Regions from separate parts of the Homo sapiens genome. Here region 2 is linked to region 1. A link is an interaction called in ENCODE POLR2A ChIA-PET data of the cell type or tissue named here. Cell type or tissue: Panc1. All regions are shown on one strand. Links, peaks and the distances in the headings refer to the core of each region. The heading gives the core; the rest is flanking DNA.

The links. Peaks named below come from ENCODE experiments on the same cell type or tissue, not always from the same donor. Only the 100,000 strongest peaks of a DNase experiment are listed, where the experiment ranks them.
Region 2: POLR2A ChIA-PET joins it to region 1 with 5 read pairs; 2 of 35 experiments call an interaction of 5 or more read pairs at or near these places.

What each region holds. Positions count from the first base shown.
Region 1 is chr10:69,766,556-69,775,463 of GRCh38, reverse strand. No RefSeq gene overlaps it. Among named protein-coding and RNA genes, the nearest start is that of COL13A1, 31 kb to the left of the region's middle. RefSeq lists enhancers at 5,666-6,429, 6,430-7,193, 7,194-7,958. In Panc1, for the core only: no CTCF peak of the experiment used is centred there; a DNase peak (open chromatin) is centred at 5,903; H3K4me3 peaks cover 325 bases; H3K27ac peaks cover 908 bases.
Region 2 is chr10:69,892,603-69,903,602 of GRCh38, reverse strand. COL13A1 (collagen type XIII alpha 1 chain) reads right to left here. Exons shown (of 41, transcript NM_001368882.1): 11 at 9,025-9,051; 12 at 8,902-8,928; 13 at 8,027-8,053; 14 at 4,841-4,906; 15 at 748-855. Among named protein-coding and RNA genes, the nearest start is that of COL13A1, 96 kb to the right of the region's middle. RefSeq lists an enhancer at 97-696. In Panc1, for the core only: no CTCF peak of the experiment used is centred there; no DNase peak of the experiment used is centred there.

The sequences.
Region 1 (8,908 bases), core at 3,842-7,841:
TCCTCCTCCTAGAAGCCTTCCCTGGTGACCCCACCCTCCAACCTTGTTCAGTTCTCCTCTTCTGTGTTCTGGTAATACTCCATGCACAGGGCTCTTGCTGTAGTGACCACTCTGCTTGATACTCATGGGAATGTGTCTATCTCCCTCTCAGACTGAGCTCCTTAAGGGCAGACACTGAGACTGACTTAACCTTGTACCCCAGCCTCTGGCCATTGGTGGCTGCCCAGTAAAATGTTGAATGACTGAATGAATCCGCAATCAATCTCTTCCAGCAGGTCCCCTACAAACCATTGCTGTGGAGTGCCTCGTGGTTAGTTCACTCGAGTAAGTGGATTAACTTAAAAATAATAAAAACTGTGTTTCGGTAAAATCATTTTTCCACCAGCCCTTTCCTTCAATTAGTACCATCAGGGAAGGGAGTGTATTTGTGGTGAGGTTTCCATAGCACTTCTCTCAGAAGGGGGATTATATTTCCAGAAGCAGAAACCATGGCTTTAGGAGGAAAAAATGTGGAAAGAGCATGACATGGACCTGAGAATTTGCTGAAACATGTGTCCAGGCCATGACCATCAGCAGGGACCAGAACCACACAGGGGGGTGACTGTGGATGTGGGTGGCATGGTTGGTATCTGATAGGCCCTTCTCCTCTAGTTGCCATACTTATCAAAATGTCACCATTAGAGGGCACTCCTTTTAACCACCCATCACCCTTTCCTGTGGAACTCTTGCAAGCCAAATTTCCTGTGGAAGGAAGTCCCTCTCTCCTTCCAGGGATTGCGTTCTACTGCCTGGAAAGCATCCACCTCCCCCTCTGTCTACCCCAGTTTTTCCTGTTCTTTCAAATGTAGGTGAAATCCCTTCCCGCCCATGAAGCCTCCCTGGAGCTCTCTTTTAAGATGGTGGGTATCTCGGAAGCAGAAACCACATCTCATTCAACACTGGCTCCGGGTGCTCTCACAGAGCCTGGCCTGAGGTAGGTGTTGAACAAATAACCCGAAGGAGCTCCATGCGCCGCCGATTCTCTGTCCTCACATTCCGATGCTTCCATTAATGCTGGTGATCACTTATGCCTTGTGAAGGTCTTTGGTTGCTCTAAGGAGACATTTCCTCTGATGTGGCTTTTTGATGCTTCCTGAACATAGGCTAGGTTTCCCATCTGGGTAGAGGACTCTGAGCAGGCAAGGGCCATGCCTTAGCCTTCTTGGACTGCCCCTGTAGGTGGGGGACTGGGAGGCCCCTTGGAGACAGATGTTTCCCAGCTTGAATCAGATGGTGAGGAGAAAACTTCTAGCATATGGCATGTGGGACCCCATTTGTATGCTTATCCTAGACCCCACCGGTGATGGGGCAGACGTCCTCCTATGTACCTTGGGGGTAGGTGATGGGATTTTCATCAGCCATCAGCTCAGCAAAGCCCAGTGGCCTGGGGGGTTGTTTCTCTCTGGACTGATGATCAGTTCATAAGGGACTCAAGCAAAGTCATGGGTCAATCATTGTTGGCCTGCACCAGAGTGATGGGAATTCCCTGTTTTTAGGTTGTCAGGTGTGTCTCAGGGCCCATGTGGCTCCTGGACCCCCAAACATTATTTCTCAGTGAAGCCTCCTGCCAAGTCAGCTCACTTGACTCTTCTTGGGCAACCTTCCCAAAATTGGGTTCCAAACTTTCCCCAACCTCTGATCTTAGACTCTGGGGAAATCCCTCCCTATTTTAAACCCTCTCTTCACTTCTATCACCTGACAACCTTCCCAGACATTGAAAAACTCATTTCTTTTGCTTGATGATAAGGAGGGCCTAATACTCAACTCTGGAAGACTCAAATGAGGAAGTGAGGGGACATATTTGTATTACATCTCTTCCAGTGTAACAAAGAAATAAAAAAGGAAAGGAAAATCTGACTTCCATATCAAAGAGGCTGAATCATTTTCATGCAGTAGATTGGATGACCGGCACCGATCTTCACTGGCCCCGCCAGCCAGGCCTTGCCACGGCATCGTCATGGTGGAGCCTGTGTCTCTGCTTCTTGACTCTGGGCAGAAGTGAAAATTTACTGGCTCCTTGGGAAGCTTCCTGTGTGCCTGCTTTCCTCTTCTGCTTTTATAGCTGCCATGAGAGGAGCATGTCCTAGCTACTTCCTTGTCCTGGGAGGATGAGAGACACAGTGTCTCTGGGAGCAGAACGTCCCCAGCTGACCCAGAGACCTGCAACAAGAAGCAGCCTAGGGCCTAGCCCCTTGGCCAAGCCCAGCCTGGATTAGTTGAGCCACAGCCAGCCTCCTTGAGAATAACTGATTTTTGTGTTAAGCCACTGAGTTTGGGATCATTTGTTATGCAGCATTATTGAGGCACTAGCTAGCTGATATACCTATCCTGCCAGAAGACCAGGGTAAAGCAGTTAGTAGGTACACAGCGTGGGTTGAGGGCTTAGTATTTGGTTATCAGTTGAGGCTTCCTGGCAGGCGTCATTAAAGAATACTAGAGTATTGGCCCTGGAGGAGCCTCTAAATGAATTTTGGCTGCAGAGACAATCCCAGAGTTGAGCTTTGACTTGTCCTAGGCCACATGGGGGATTTGTGCAGAGCCTACACTAGCACTCAGGGCTAGTGGCTCCTCAAGACAGTAAGCTGACTCTCCACTTCCTATGGACCAGGCTGATGATAACCATGTCTCCCTCTGCTTCCTCCTTGGCCATATGTGTGAGTTTCATGTCATCAAGCTGGAATTTTGACAAATATGAGGTGGTGGCAAGGGAGAAGGAGCAGGAAAAAGGTTTGGCCAGAGACAAGACTCCAGGTGCAAGAAGGGATGTTTTGTCTGTACCCACATTTCCCTTGGGTGCCAAATGCCCCGTGATGGGACCCCCAGCCCAGAGCCCAGGCTTCAGGCCAGCTTCCGCAGTCTCATCTTGGGAGGGAAGCTTGTGCTCAGGTGCCAGAGGCACAATGACTGCCTCACCTGTCACCATTAATGTCTGGCTTCCTTTCATCTCCCAGAAGCCTAGCACAGACAGCCATGGGGATGGACCAGAGGTAGGCTGGGAGAGGTGGGGACTAGAGCTCCAGGAAGGGAGCTGCTGCTCCTTGATGTTTGTGCCTTGCTGATGTCACTCCTGGCTTCAGGGCCTGGAGAGACACCTTTGCACACTCCAGACTTCCTTGGCTCAGAGTGGAATCAGCTTCTGAGGCTCTTACCAGGGGAAGAGGGGGCACAGCCCACCAATCTCCCCACTGTGCTGGGAGCTGGAGAAGAAGGGGGGCCTGGGATATGGATTTAAGGGGTTCTTTGAGTCCACTCTACCAACTCTGGGCAAAAGAGAGTGAAAAAGGCACCAACTGGGGAGTCAGCAGACTGGGATTTTGACCCTAATGTTGCATTTTATTAGCAACTCATGTGACCTTTGGCAGGCAGCTTCCCATATCTGGGCGTCAGTCTTCCATTTTGTAGAATGGCCATAATGGAATAACTGCTCTGGAGGGTGCCTTCAGGCCTGATATCCAGTGATGGCATTGGGGCCGGAATATTTCCTCTATTCCGATGGGAAAATAATAGCTCCTATTTATCCAGCCCTCAATATGTGCCAGGTACTGAACTAAGCCCTTGCACATATTAGCTCTGTTCAGGCTCACAGCAATTCTATGAGGGAAGTATTCTTATTGTCCTCATTTTACAGATGAGGAGACTAAGACTCAGCAAGGCTCAGTAACTCACTTATGGCCACACAGCCTGATGAGAAGCCATGGTTTCAGACAAGGCTGTCTGACTCCACAGCCTGCCCTCCTAACCTCTCTGTTGTGCTCTAGTGAGAAAGCTCTTTCTCTGGTCTCTTCCTTCCAAGATCCCATGCTCCTTCCAAGACCCCCCCCCTCCCTGTGCACTTCCACAGTCAAAAAAACCTCCAGGCTTTAGGCTGGAAGAACTCAAGATGTCTGAAAGAAATCCCTTCAACAATGGAGATAAATGCAATCTAACCCATCATCCTTTCTATACTGGCCTCCCCCATGAGGCCAGTCCCGCCCCAGTGCATGATGCTAGGAGAGATGGAAGGTGGTCCCTGCCATCAGGATGATATGCTGATAGCCTGGCTGGGAACCTAAGACTGACCCTGGGCAGTCTGGTTCCTCACCCAGCTTTGGACCTGGGGGGCCCACTACAGTGCCTGACATGCAGTAGGTGCCCAGTGAGTGCTTGTTGATTGCACTTTGGTGAGATGGAATAAGCAGCTATGGGCTACGGCTGGCAAAGGTGCAGCATTGCTCTCTCTAGGCTGGAAACCTTTGCTTTGCCCCTCTGAGCTGCCATAGCTCAGGAAACAGGGAGGCACCAACACCCTGAAGAGGAAGTGCCTCTGGGCATCCAACTCACTGAAGTTGAGCCACAAGTGCGAGAGGAGATCTTCTCACCAGCACCCCTTTCCTGGAAAACCCTCTACTTTCTCCCTTGAGGTCAACAGGCTGTTTGCACCCATGATCCCTTAATGAGCTGGCCATGAAGTCTGAAGGTCTGGGTGAACAACGCTAAAATGCTGCTTGGAAAGGGGAGGCACGCCGTGGAGAAACGGGTGGATGTCCAAGCCCTTCTTCCTGAATCAGGCTTGACTGTCCTTTAGGGTCAAGAAAACCCCTTTGATTTCATAGTCCAGGCATGGTGGGGACAGGGTCACAGAGACCAACCACTGTTTGGTATGATTGGCTAGAGATGGGGACACAGCACCAACCTCACCACCACTAATGAGCTGCATGACCTTTCCTGCCCATCAGGAACAGGAAGTCAAGGCCCTACGTCGCTCTGGAGGCTGTGAACTCAAATGTGACAAAATAGGAGAATTGCTAGGAGAAGAAGCCAAGTGCTGTATAGAGGCTGGGCAGGACTGGGACAGCTGGTTCTGAGGAGGCTTGCCCTGAGAATCCCAAACATATGCCCTCGGGTCAGACATGGAACCTCCCTGAGCCTCTGTTCCCATTTCTTCATTTGTTGGTTCATTCATTCATTCAATAGCAAGTCACTAGTGACTCAGACAAGGGCATGCTTGCTATACCAATCTGGGCAGCAGTGAGGCTGTGGGGTGCCCATGTGGTATTTTGCTGTGTGATCTTGGTCAGGTCATTTCCCATCTCTAAGCCTTACAACCTCCAGCCTTGCAGGGTCATAAGACCCTGGAATCAGCCCACCTGTGCTGCAAACAACCTGGTTCCAGAGGCTGCGTAGTGTGGTGGGAAAGCAAGCTCTCCAGAAGCGGCAGGTGCGGATCCCTCTCCCAGCGCTGCCTCTTGCTCCAACCGGTTCTGAGTGTCCATTCTCTCTCTGGGGGTTGTGAGAATTCCTTTACTGCAGGAACAGCACTTGGGAGGTACCTGGTACCTAGTCAGTGCTTGATAAGACTTAGCTCTGTCTTTCACAGAATTCGCTCTTCATGAGAAAATAAACTTGCTGAGCTCTGGTTTATGTTGGTCTTGCAAAGCCTTGGTTTCATTCAGGGCGGTGTTGGCCCACCCTGAGTCTGAGGATGCCGTGTCCAGCTCCTCCTCTGCCTTTTCTGGATCTTCCCCCTCATGCAACCCCCAACCTCCACGAAAGGTCCATGCCTTCCTTGGGGTCCCTTGCTCTGTGAAATGCAGCGTCCTCATGCTCTGTTTCTTCTTCTCATTCAAACCTGCCATTGGAAAAGGGCTGGATGACTCATTTATATCAAAGAGTAAATGATTGATATGGCTGGGGCTTTTTCCTTGCAGGGGGCTACGTTTTGGAAGAAAACAAAGCCATAAATGGGCTGAGTGATTATGACAGTCCTTTGGGCATCGATGTGCAAAGGAGAGCTCTTTGTGGGTTGGAGGAACCTATCTGGAGGGGGCCCAAGAGTCCTGGGACACCAAGGCTGTTGCTGCAAATCGGCACAGCAGGGCGTCCTGGCAGTGACTCACCCTGGCAGGAATGCAGTGAGCTCCAGGCAGCCTCAGCCCTCCCCTCTGGCCTCTCTTGGACCTTCCTTCTGGTAGTACATCTGGACCCCAAAAGGCAGCTGTTTTGGGGGCTCCGCGGAACCCACAGACCTTCCCTGACTCAGCCCAGTTCCCACCCCCACTGGCCTTGCAGCTCCGTTTGTCCCTTTGCTCAGATCCCAGCTTCTAGGAGTTTCCTGGGATTTGGGAACAAGATGGCCTGATTTGTTCTAAGAGCGTTTTTGTTTATATTCCCTGGTTCTTTCTACTCTTGGGGGAAAGGAAGAAAATAAAAGAAAAAAAAGGGAGGGAGGGAGGAAGGGAAGAAAGGGAGGAGAGAAACTTGTGCTTTGACCAAAGAATTGAAATGGGATTTTCCCCTTTTTCCTTCTTCTTCATTTTTCTCCCCAGCAGCAAACTACCAGACTCAGAAATGGAAGAGTGGGGATGCCTTTGGCTTCCGGACGAGCCAAGGATGGCAGCTCTGCCTGGTAGGAGCGAGGGCCACCAGACCTCAGGGGCAAGACCTGGGCTTCCTGTCCTTCATCCCAGGGGAGTGTCTTGGGGGACAAGCTGACAAGGCCAGGAAGCGTCAGCATGTGGGTCTTCCCGGACCCCTCACCCACCACGCCGAAGTGTTTCATCACCCCCTTGCTCTCATACCTCACTTTTCATTCCATGCTGCACTCCCAAAATCAGAGAAGAGGAGGAAGAAGAAAAGGACAGGATGCCCACCACAGCCCCCATTCCATTTTCTTCTCACCCTGCATTATTCTCTGACATCGTGTTGTTGGTTTATTTGTGTATTCCTGTCTCCCCTCACCAGAACGTGACCCCAAGAGGGAGAGATGGGGTCTTTCTCATGCATTGGGTCGCCACGGCACCCATGGCCCAACTCTGGGACTCAGTGGATGCCAGGAGAGCAAGAGGAGGTGAGCTTACTCATCACCCTCAGCCTGCTGCAGCCACCAGCAGCCCTGGAAGCTCCAGTCTCCAGATTCCCTGCCCACACATGCACCATATGCACTCATGTGCATACATCCACATCCTTGTGTGCACATTCACACACACACATGCGCATTCACACACATGCATGTGTGCCCTCACACATACATTCACATGCACACACATACACACATGTCCACGTGTACACTCCATGCACACGCTCACAGGACCATGTTGAGAGGGGCTCTATGTCTCAGAGCCTCTGAGATGAGCGAGGGAACCCGAGGCCAGAGCCCTCAGCCCCCAGCCTTTGCCTGAAGAAGAGGAGAGTGACTCAGTTCTGCCTTCGTTGGGGTCCCTTAGCTCAAGGACAGAAGGTGCAGAGCCACCTGAGCTGCCAGGCCCCTCCCGAGAGTCTGACCAGCTGGAGGCTGAGGACGTGAGAGGCGGTGGTGGTGTAACTCTGTTTCTGCCTTACAGACCTTTGGCAGCCAGACCAGACTGGGGGATGTACCCCAACATGGAGGGCTGGGCTGGGCAGGGCAGGGGAGCCAGGAAGCCTCCCTGGTGCTGTCAGCTTCCTGGCCCACCTCTTGCTGCCCTTGGCTGGGAGAACAACATTGTTTGGAGGAGAAAGTGGGGCCTCTGCCAGAGCTTGTCTGGCTGAGCTGGGCTCGGCCTGGGTCCTCAGGAGCCCCTGGCCAAGAGGAGTCTGAGCAGTGGCCAGCTCCCTCAACAAGGGTGTGAGAGAGACTGAAAGAGCCCTGATACCTGCTACCTGCTCCTTCCCAGCCATCCTCTGCATAGCTCACGTTTCCTTTCCAGACTGAGCTGACCACACCCGCTTCAATGTCCTTGCTTCAATGGCTCCATTGTAGCTCCCAACTCGCTGAGTGTCCAACGCTTCCCATGAGTTATTGCAAATCCTTGCAAGGGGTTGTTTTACAGGTAGGGAAACTGAGGCTTAGAGATGTTATGTCATGTGTCCAGAGTTGCACAGCTAGTGAATGGTGGATCTGGGATTCAAAATGGAGTTGGTGATGCCCCTGGGTTTATTCTCCCTGCTTTGTATCAATGCCTCCTCCCCTGGGAAACTTTGTGCCTGGCACTAACTGGAGACTTTGCCACCTTGCCCTGTGCTACCCCCTCTCCCAGCACAAGCTGAGAAGAGAGTGTGGGAGAAGCACCCACTTCATGCCCCATCACAGCCACACTGGGCCCAGAAGGCAGGCGTGCTCCTGGGGTCCCAGAAAGCATCCCTATATTGTCTCTTATCCAACTGGACAGCAAGTCCTGAAAGATCATCTTTTCAGATTTCTCTTAGGTTTCCTGGGCCTAGGAAACACTGCTACTTAAGTAAACACAGCCCACCATTGCCAAAGGGCCTCCTGCCTGGACGCCACTAATCCCCTCCTCGTATTATAAAAATTAGTGGACATAGTCCATGGCAAGCTCGCAGACACTGTCCAGCACACAATGCCCTCTAAGCAAATGCTCCTCATCACTTTCATCAAATGACAAGGTGGGGCAGTGGAAAGAAGGCCAGCTTCCAACCCCAGATTTCTCAGTTAGTGGCTGGGCCTCAGGTTCCTCCTTTTAAAATAAGGTGGATGCTCCTGAACACCCGTTCAGCCGTGTGCTTCAGTGTCCTCTGAGGTGACCAAGGCCTGAACCCTCAGATAACATGTGTTCCAGCCTCTGTGAGCATCTGCTTTCCCATGTCAATGTTTTTCACACATGCTTTCCTCATCTCCACAAAGGAGGAGGGAAAGCAGGGACCAGAAGTTCCCACTGACAAGCAATGACAAACACCCAGAGAGGTTATGTGACCTGCCCAAAGCCACACAGCAGACTCAACACTGGAGCCCAGCCTTCCTTTCATTGTCTTCCAAAGGCCACAGTGGCTCAAGCTGGACAGTGGGAGCAGAAGCCATGGGGGAGCAGAGTGGAACAAAGCTAGGGATGGGAGCAATGTTGGACAGCTGAACATCATCCCTGCCCCCTTCCCCACAGGGCTGTGGGGGTTTGCC
Region 2 (11,000 bases), core at 2,738-6,737, 130 kb before region 1:
TACGGGTGGGTGGAAGACCCGTTTTCTCTGAAGTCCAGGTACCCACTGAGTTATTCTGTCCTGGGGCTTTGTTGTATAAATTGGGCTGGGAAAGAGTGGAGTCTTAGCCAGGGCTTGAACATGGGTGACTTGGCGGCCGCTGGGCTTGACCTGTCACTTGAATGTGGTCCAGCCTGGAGAGGTGCCAGTTGGCCTCTCTGGAGTCCTCCAGGCAGTGACCCTGCAGGCCCCGCAGGCTTGATGCATCCTCAGGCTTGGCGCAGGGCTCTTGGCTGACTGGACCTTCAGCTCAGCTGGCAGGTGGCCCAGCAGTGTGAAACCTGCACACGCCCCTGGAAGGCATGTTCACTGGGGTGCCAGGTAGTTGGATGACCCCTCACTACCTCCTTCAGAACCCACTGCCTGACTCAGGTTTTGCTAAGGGGCTCAGGGATAGCCATCAGAGGTGCCCTTGGGAATTCTCTTTCCAAATTCCTCTCTGCTGGGGCTGGGAACGGGGCAGGCAGGCCATTGGCGGTCTCCTCCCTGGAAGGCAGGGAACATGGCCCAGGTTGTGTTTCAGAGCCAGAGTGCAACAGGTGGTGAGTGTGATGGGGATGAATAGCCCCTTGCATGGTTCACCCACATCCAATGGCCCTGCCAAGGCATTTCTGCTTTTTGTAGGGGACCCACTGCCTATTCAAGGTTTGGAGGTTTCCAGAGAGTTCTTGGGATAAGTCTTGAAGGAGAGAGGAAGGGAATACTTACAGGTGGCCCCATAGGCCCTGGCAGTCCTGGGTGCCCCAGAGGTCCACTTGGTCCAGGGGGGCCTGGGGGCCCTGGTGGACCTTGGATGCTGGCCTGGCTCTGTTCGCCCTGAGGTTCATGGAAACGAATGTTAGAGGGAAGGCCCCCAGAGCTGCAGACCGTCCCCCACCCTCAGGCCATGCACCCAGTGAAGGCCTGCTGTGATTTCTGCCGGGAAGGAGTGGTGATGGGGGGAGGAAGCGGTGGCATGATGGTGATGATGCTGTGGTAGTGGTGATGACATGCAGGGGCTGGTGGCAGTGAGAAGAACGCCAAGATGTTAGGTCCCTGAAGGTGGGGCTTCCAAAGAGGAGTTGCTGCGGAGAGACATTCTGCGGGGGGGCAGAGGCAGAGGAGTGGGTGGGAGACAGCCCCTGGCCCAACCAAAGGCCTGCTCCCAGCCTGGCCAGATGGCCTGAATCTTCAGCCTGGGCCTGCCTCTGTCACCCTCCCTGTGTGGCGAGGCACAGTTCTCCCTAAGCCCCAGTCTCTCAGCCATAGAATGGGAACAATAGCCCTCGTTTCCTGTCTCAGCTTTTTGCTGTCTTTATCTGACCCAGAGGATCAAATGGGATCCTTAGGTCAAAGCCCATGGAATTTTATTTGGCTCACTAAACAACTGAGCAAGAGACTTTACATATAAAATTTGAATTGGTGGCTTCTGATGAAACACTGGGAACCCTGGCTGAGCTGGGCCCACATTCCTACGTCCAAGGAGTGGCTGCCTGTTAAGTGGGGCCTGAGTTCTCTGGCTGCTTTTGTCCTCTCCCTCCTAGCCCTTCTCACACACAGCCTGCTTCTGTTACTTAAGGTGATCTGCCTGGCCTGGGAGGGCAATTGAGCCTGCAATCTTTGGTTTCATTGAAAGAGTTTGGAAGCTGTGTGGAAGTGCTTTATGCTGCGTGGGGAGGCTGTTATTATTCCCTTGTCTCCTCAGCCAGCTGCTCTGAGCCCGCCTTCCCACCATGCCTGTCCACGGGATGGACTGTGAGCCCAGGGAGGTAGCGATGGCATCATGCTCCCCCTGGAGGAGGAGATGGCCTGGTGCACGTGACCCAGATTTCAGGGCTGGGGCAACACAAAGTCATCTTAGATCTAAACCAAGTCTGGCTCCTTGGTTTGTTATTTTCTAAATGACCTCTCTGGGATCAATCTGGGCTTAGCTCTTGTGAGGAGGGGCCCATCCCTGCAGATGGGCTGAAGCAGAACCTCCTGGCAGGTGTGGGAGCTCTAGGGTGGAGGCTGGGGGATGCAGGCGGCTGGAGTTCCAGGCCGGCCCACCTTTCTCAGAGGATCTCAGCAAGCCCCTATGACACACCTGAGGGGTCTCCTGCTTCCCCATGCGAGGAAGGCAGCTGATGATGCTTGCTGCAAACTCTAGAGGGAAGTGGTGGTGATAAATAGGAGTGCACAACCTGGGAATGAGAAATGTAAGCTTTCAGCAAGACCTGCTTGCACCATCTTTTGGCTGGAAAACCTGTAGGCAGATGGCATCTAGCAGTGTCACTCTGGAGCCTGGGTCCTATCCTGCCACACCCTCTGAGAAGCCACTTTAGGGCTCAGGGTGTCCATGGCAGAGGAGCAGGTGTTGAAATCACTGTGGCAGCTGCCCTGACTGCAGGTCCCCCACCCGGCTGCATGTTGGTTGTTGATAAGTCTCAGGTGTCAGTGTTTCTTCTGAACCAAGAAAGGCTTCACTAAGCCTCAGGCCTTAAAAAGGGACCAGTGCAGCCTCCTTTTCAACCACATCAAATCTGATTCAGCTGCTTGGGTCCCGGAACCTCCTCAGAATCCTGTACTTTGTGTGTTTATATTTTTTGTGGGTTTCTACATTCACAAGATGGGGGAGGCTTAGTCTGAAGTAAACTCCCGAGCTCCTTTCTGGCTGTGAAATTCTAGAATCTTCATAACGTCACAAGTCCTATGTTACAGAAGAGAAAACTGAGGCTCCAAGAAGTTGAATTCTCTGATCAAAGTCACATGGGAATTCAGGGTGGCGCCAGGACCCAAAGTTGGAACTGCAGACTCTCCCTATTCTTTCCAAGTAAGCCCCCAGCAAAAAGGGCTCACCATCTACACTTTCTGCTCTTTGGAAATGACGTCCAACACCATCTGCTAAGCACATCATATTTCATATAAAGCTTCCTTTTTCAGTGAATCTTAGACCCAATGTTTAAGCGGCTTGTAGAGCCTGTAAAATCAATATTGGTTTATTGATAAGAAATGGACAAGCATTTTTATGTCCCATAGTGGCTGACAGCATAAAAAACCTGATTCTGGAGGCAGAATCTGCAGCAGGTAGCTCAGAGGTGCCTCGTCTTCTTTCTCTACTTTGGAAACCAGGTCAGGGTAGCACAGAAAGTTCTGGCTTCACCACCTCTTGCTCTTGAAAAGGGAGGCAGTAACATGCAGTGGCCTGGATGGAATCCTGCACCCCTCTTGAGTTCTTCCTTTGTAAAGCGGGGGATAGTGAGATGGCTGGTGTGGGGAATGCATGAGATAATTTGCATAGAATTCTCACAACAATGTCTGGAACCCAGTGAGGGCTCAAAAAAGAACAGCTGATACACCTAAGGCTGGGAGGTCGCTGTTGGGGCCCAGGAGAATGGCTATTCTGAGAGTGTGGACTCAGCTCTCCTGGAATGGGGTCCGGCACAGCCTGGGGTGGGTGACAGGGGTGGGCCTGGTACTTCTCTAAGCTGCCAGTGGGCCTCCTGAGTAGCCATGCTCTGGTGAGTGCTCGGGCACACGGAGGCTCTCGAGGATTTGGCCAGGCGTAATGAGATATGTGGCCTGCAGGCTTGGGTGGCACTGGAGTCACGTGTCCCTCTGTATTTTTAGCTGTTAATTGGAGGGATTTTTCAGCCTTGTTCAATCAGGTGCCTGAACATCTAGGCCCTTGGGCTCCTGACTCCTGAGTCAGGCCAGATTGTTGCTTGAGGCTCTGCGGTCAGGCTTGTAGAAAGCAGCTCAGAGCCCTGCCACTGCTAGCGTCCCTGTGCTGGGCGGGGTACCTGGTGCAGCATGAGAAAGGTGAGGAGCACAGGGGCAGCCATGGGCCAGCCAGCCTGGAATCAAGCTGTGATCTCTGAAGAGCAGAGGCCAGATGGCTTTGTTCTTTGTGATCTGCTCCTATCCAAGCCTCCTTGGGTTAGGAAGGCAGGAAGAAGAAGGAAGCACTTGCTCACAATGTGGGTTGTGGACTACATTCCCTCCACAAATTCCCTTGCTCCCCAAACTCAGGTTACGAGGGATCAGATGCTAAGCAGTCTGCATTTCTAAGTAGAGAGGAGGTAGGTCCAGCTGAGAGAGCCCTGGATGTGAGGTCTGAAGACCTGACTTCAATTTCAATTCTGCTTCAAGGCCAGTTTCAATTCTGCCTCTTACTGTTAGTATAACCTTGGGCAAATCAATTCACTTCTCTGAGCCTCAGTTACCTTATCTCCAAAATATGGATAATAGTAATAAAAACAGCTAACAATTATGTCTCTTAAACTGTGCCAGGAACTATTCCAAATGCTTTACATATCAACAACAACCCTGTGAAATAGACACTGTTATTATCCTTATTTTATAGATGAGAAGGCTGGGACACAGGTCAAGTAACTTGCCCCAAATGACACAGCTAGTAACAGGCAGAGAGACTGGGTACAAATCCCCACTCTGCAATGTACTGGCTGTGTGACCTTGGCAACTTGGTTAACCTCTCTGAGCCTCGATTTCCTCATCGTGAAATAAGGATGATCATGCCTAATTCATAAAACTGTTGGTGAATGAAATATAACCAGGCCTGTGAAATGGGTAACAGGGTGCCTGGCACACACTGACAGCTCTTGTTGATGGCTGTTTTGAGTAATCATTGTGTGGTGGTAGTTGTGGGTCTTCTGGGGCCTGTGTGTTGTGTATTTCCATGTCTATGGTATACGTGGGCCTATTTTTGTCTGATTTAATTTCACTGAATTAGAGAGAGGTTCTGGCTTTGTCTGCAGCCCCAGCAGGCTTGCCGGGCCCCTTGGGAAACCACACATGGTCTGGACAAACGGGAGGTGTCTACCTGGAACGTCCGCCTTTTTATGACCGGGGGTGGAGCCAGTCGCACTGAATTGAGGAGAGGCAGCAGCTGAGGAGAAAGATGAGTTGGAGGGCCAGAGGGCAAAGGCCAAAGATCACAGGTATTCAGATCGATGCCAAAAGTCACCAGGAGGGCAGGGCAACCAAGAGGGACCGGAGCAGAGGAAGAGAGAAGAGAGATTAGCGTGCACATGAGGAGTGGGAGGGAAGGAGTGGACAGGGCACTCTCACGGCTTGAGGATGCAGAGCGGAGCTTGCCCTTGGATGGCACAGCCGTCCCTTAGGAGGAGTTGTGGCCCTCAGTCCACACCCGGCCTCGGCCTCCAGGTCAGAGTTTGGGATGTTGACCAGCAGCCCCCGGAATGGGACAGTGGCTCCCACATGGCCAGGCTTGCCCTCCGTGGCCATGCTGGGCTGCAGAGGCTGCTGGACACACAGCCCAACGTTGCACTGCCAGCCCCACCCATCCCTGCTTGGGGGACAGAAGGGAGCCAACTCAGAGGCTCTGGCCAGGGAACCACCGGGCCCGTGAAATTGGTACTTGAAGTTGGGCTGGTGTGCGGCTGGTGGGTTCTTTTTTTGGTTGAGCAAGAAAGGCTGGTGTCAGCGCATCTGGGGAGGGTGGTCAAGGGCAGTGCCAAGCCCAGTTCCCCGGGGTTTGAGCTGGCTGAGGGTGAGGCCAGCGTGGGCACATGTTAAGTGCTGCTGAGGGCTCACCCTGGGGCTGCGGGGCCTGGAAGATAGAGGCTGGGCAAAGATATCTCCAGAAAGCTCAACCACGTTTTTGCGGGAGGCAACTTGCAGTCATATTATCTAATGTGATTTTCATTTCTGGAAATTGTTGCAGCTTCCAGTCCCTCTACCCATTGAAGCTGAGCAACCCGTGGCTTTAGGAGGCCATCAGAGCCCATGTGAAAACAAAGATGGCATATACTGTCATCAGCTGCTTGTTTTTGAAAGCGCTTAAATCACACGAGACTCCTGGGATGAGTGTTAAGAACCAGGAGCTGCTTGGGCTGCGAATGCGCCCAGCTGGGGATGGGGAGCCCAAGTGTGGCCTTTCCAGGTCACAGCTGCTGCCTTCTTGGACAGCAGTGGCACACAGAGCTCCACCCGCTCCCACTGCCGGGGCCTGGGGATGTGCAATGTTGGGCTGTATGTTCAGGAAGCCTCTCAGTGGAGAGGGGCCCGGAGACCTTCCAGAACCTACAAACCTTCAGGGCAATTATTTGGCTGGAGCGCAGAGCTGCTGGCATGCTGCTTAGGCACTCCTAGTTTGGGAGGGGATGGAGGTGGCAGAGACAGGGCGACAGGGACCGTGAGGGGAGAGCCCACAGACACCAGCTCCCCTGCTCCCCACCCCTCTCCTCTCCCTCCCTGGGGAAGCCACAGGCTGGAATGGAGGAGGGGCCACCTGGATTTCTTGGTGTCTTCCAGGCCCCGAGACCTGCCACCCCAACCCAACCCCTTGGAAAGCCAACAGATCTCTAGAAGGCCCCTGATTTTCTACCCTCTTCTAAATAAACTTGGTCTGCCCCTCAGCTGGAATCCCAAATCTATGCCCCCACCCCACGCTTGACATGTTCCCCAGAGTGCCACTGTCATGAGGTCAGGCTTCACTGCACCCTGTGGCCAGGGGTATTCTGCAGCCTTCTGTCACTGTGCTCTTCCCTTTCCTTATGTTGGGCTGAGGGGCAGAGAGCCCTGCCCCCACCCCACCCCAAGCACTTACTAAGAACGGGAGACACACTACCAAAGCGTCTGCAGTTGTGTTGTCTTTTGTGCTGGGGGATGTTGTCTTTCTTTCGGGTAACATAATAACCCCGTGAGCCCATCGTTTCAAATAAACACAGCTGACCTTCTATTATTGTATCAGGATCAGGCTGGCCGGAACAGCAGGGCCCCTGCATCCCTGGAGCACATGCCGCTGACAGGCTGTGGCTCTGACTGTGCTGCTGCTGGCCTGCCTTCCTCAGCCCGGGCCCAGCACCGCCGTAGCCTTAAACCCATCCCAGCCTCTCACGTACCAGGCTCACAGTGGTTCCCTGGCCCAGGAACCCAGACCTCAGGCCTGCCTTCCAGCTTCCTGAGGGTCTGGGCAGAGGCTAGGCCCTGCTAGCATTGCCCTCCTGACAGCCTTCTAGAGTCAAGCTGGCACTGAGCCTGGCTTATGTCTGTCTCCACTCCCAAAATCGCACCACCCGGACCTGCCTGGCAGGGGTGGGCAGCCAGGGAAGCTGAGCACCATGGGGCACATGACAGCGGGGAGAGATGCCTAAAGATGCTCATCTTCCATCCCTGCTGTCCAGGTCTGGGAGCAACGAGGCCAATCCACAAAATGAGGGGCATTTTTTTCTGGGTCCAGCTCACTGGGGCTCCTACTGGAGGAAGCTGTGCGTATCTTGCTCTCCCCTGTCCCAAGATCGACCCTGCTGCTGGGACACAAGTTTGAAGATTCCTAACAGGACAACAGCAGTCTTTTGGGTTCTGTGTCTTGGGGTGGAGCAAGGAAAAGGAAGGAGCAGGCGGGGGTGGGCAGAGGAACCATCTCAGCCTGAAATCCCCACCCTGCTTGGAGAAGGGTTTCCTCTGCTTTTAAAGAGGCCAAGGAGAGATTTTATCCTTGAATTGCTGCAGTCAGTCCCCGATTATCTCCCATCATCGAGGTTTGGATGTGAAACACCATCATCTGATACAGTGACTAATAGAAAAGTCCCACTGTTTTGGCCACGGCTAGGCTGCCAGACACCACCCCCCTACCGCCACACACACGCACACACATGCTTGTTGGGTGGGGAGTCAAACAGACTCACACAAGTCACGCTGCCACAGGGGGCCATGTGCAGAGCAGCCACAGAGCTCCAGACACACAGCAGGAGACTCCAACATACCGAGTCAGACGTACGTACAAAGGGGCGGATGTACAGACACGCACGGGTGATGAGCGGCTCCATATAGCACATGGCTGGAGAGACACATCAGCTGTTCCCACCAGACGCACCACCATCCCAAGCTCCCCTCTCTGACTGCTGAGTGCAGAGGGCAGTGGGTGCTCCTGCTCCCCCATGATCTGTTAGTAACTGGAGACCCCAGGGAGATGAGGCTGAGCTGGGCGCTGTGCCCCAGGGATGGATCAAAGTGCCCTGCTAAATTTTAGGGGTTCACTTACCCGGTGTGGGTACTCTCCACACTGACCCTGGGAAGGAGAGGGAAGGGAAAGGTGGTGTTAGGCACTTGTTGGGGGTACCTGTTTCTCAGGGCACCCCCAGCACTTCAGGACATGCCACACATGTCACCGCTCACCAGCCCTCCTGCTCTAGTTTTGGTCTGAGCCCTCTGAGGCAGAAGAACTAAGTCCCTCCCTTGCCCCTGGCTAGCAGCAGGGAAGAAACTTCCATGGCCTGCCTGGAAGTGGCCCCAGGGAGCCTAGGGGTGGGGCTTCGCCTTATACCACTTGCCATAATGGCAGAGTCGGGAGTTATGCCCCATGCCTGGCGAAAGGTTGACCCTCTAGGCAGGCCCACCAGACAGCCCTGAACAGGAGCCACCGGATGGGAGCAGCCGGCACCATGGGGGTCCCAAGCCACCTTCTCTGAGCTGGGAGCGCCAGGCCCCTGTACCAGCGGCCCAAGGGCAAGCACAGCAGTGTCTCTATCAGAAATTCAACAAGACAGAGAGGGCAGGAGGCCAGGCCAGTGGTTTACAGGTTGATGCCTCTCAGAATCCCAGAGGCTCATGGAGGTGTCAGGGAACACCATGGAGTGACAGCTGGGAGGGGCCCAGAAAGAGGCTGAAGAGGGCCAGGCTCCAGGAGGACCCCTGGAAAGGATGTCACCCGGACCAGCCTCCAGGAGGACCCCTCACTCCAAGAAAAGGATGTCCCCTGGAGCGGTGTCAACCGAATCTATTATGCGGCACCTCGGGGGCTTTCCTGGTTCTGTCAATTAAAACTGAAGTTTGAAAATAACCATAATTGACCCCTTTCTACCAACTGGGAGGCCATTTCCTGAGATGGAGACTCTAGGAAACCTCCACTGCTCTTACCTTTTCTCCTTTTTGTCCCTGGGGTCCCTACAAAGAGACGGAGATGAGAGAGTTAGAAACCAAAGCTAAGGTCACAGCCACCGGAAGCTTCTCTGCTGGGAAATAGATGGATGAGGTACCAACCGGCTGTCCTGGGGGACCCGTCAGACCCTGTGGGAAGCAAACACACACAGGTCAGTGGGCAGACAGAAGACAGGCAATCAGGGACACCTGCCTGGGTGGGGATTGGGGCTGAATCCCGAAGGCTGGGCTCTACCAGCCATGGCCAGGTCTTCCCATGCCCACCACATTCAAGATGTCTTATTCACAGAGTCTCAGCTGCTTCACCCCCCAGTGGGCAGGACTAGGGCTGTGATGAAGAACAGATGGCATCTTTCATCCATTCCTCCAACCACCAGCATCTCATGGGCCAGCTATGGAGGGGCTCTACCTAGAGGTCAGGGAGTTTTCTGCTCCATGGGACCCCCTACCTCACATGCATCAAGCCTCTGGGAGACACTAGCACATTCCACCTCCTGCCTCCCAGGCTGCAGTGAAGCCCACTGAACCAGAAGAACTTCTGGCCTGGGGGTGCTGGGCCGGTGCCTCAGACAATGGGGGCCTTAGAGAAACCTTCAGCAAAAGAGAGAAAGCAGGAAGTTGGCAACTGAAGCCATGTTCTGGACTTCTCCAAGGAATATGAGGGGTCTTGAAGTTTCCTTCAAGGTTGTCTTGTCCATGCAGGGCTAGGAAAGGAGCTGGGGTTGGGAGGGACCCTTGCTGTCTGGGGAGGGCCCCGCATGCTCTGGCTCTCTTAGGAGGCTGCACCAAGGCTGGTGGAGGGAAGAGGAGAAAACAAATGCCTTATGGGCTGAGGATCCACCCTGAGGCTGGCTCTTCAGGTATGTGTCTGTGAGGGAGATGCTTGTGTCCACTCCAGCTCCCGAGTGAGGTGACAGAGACAAGGCCCCATGGCTCAGTGAAAGGTGGCACTGGGACAGGAGCCCAGGTTTGTCTGACGGCCAAGGTCCAGCTGTTTCCACTGCCAAATGCTCAGAACTGGGCCAGACCTTGGGAGTCAGGGCTTCTAGACTTGGCTAGAGCCATAAGCAGGTCCCTTTGAGCCACCAGTCTCTTTGGGGCCTGAAGCACTGCAGATCCCCAAGGGTGGGTCCATCTGGGAGGTGGCCGCAGCATGCTGTGATGTGCCAGAGCCTTGTTCCTGCTCCCCGCTTGCCAACAGGGCCACCTCCAAACTGGGAAACTCCCAAGAGCATCACTGGAAGGGAGAAGTGGCCTTTGGGACCATCCATGTGGCACTCCCAGCCCATGTGGCTGGCCAAGTGTTTATTGGTCTTTTATTGTTTTATTGAGACAGGGTCTCGCTCTGTTGTCCAGAATGGAGTACAGTGGTGTGATCTCCGCTCACTGCAGCCTCTGCCTCCTGGGTTCAGGCAGTCCTCCCACCTCTGCCTCACAAATAGCTAGGTCTACAGGCACACACTACCGTGCTTGGCTAACTCTTGCATTTTTTTGTAGAGACAGGGTTTTGCCATGTTGCCCAGGCTGCTCTCAAACTCCCAGACTCAAGCAATCTGCCCGTGCTGGCCTCCCAGAGTTCTGGGATTACAGGTGTGAGCCACCGCGCTCGGCCTGGCAGAGTGCTTAGAATGAAGTTCTGCAGCACATGATTCATCCGGCAGGGAACCCGGGCCCAGACCACAGGTGACCAGGTCATCCTCTGTCAGGACAGAGATATAAGTGTGATGGGGGAGGGGCAGGCGGAGTTTCAGGACTGCAGAGACTTGGACAATTGAAACCAGACATCCCAAACGGTGGCCCAGGGGACAATCGTGGTCTTCATAGGGATTTTGTTTGTCCCACATGGTTTTATTTCAACTAGTTGCCAATACTTAAGAGAGCAAGCAGAGTGCAAATAAAAATTTGGATTTCAAGTTTCTCTTAATTATGTCGAGGTCCAACAACACATGGTACCAGTTATCTTCAGCCAGGCAGCACCTGCCCCTTTAAGGGCCATGGCCACCGGTGATGTGCTTAGCACTTGCCAGCAGGCCTGTGCTAACCGCCACTGAGGCATAGCTAAGGCGCCTGTCTGCTTC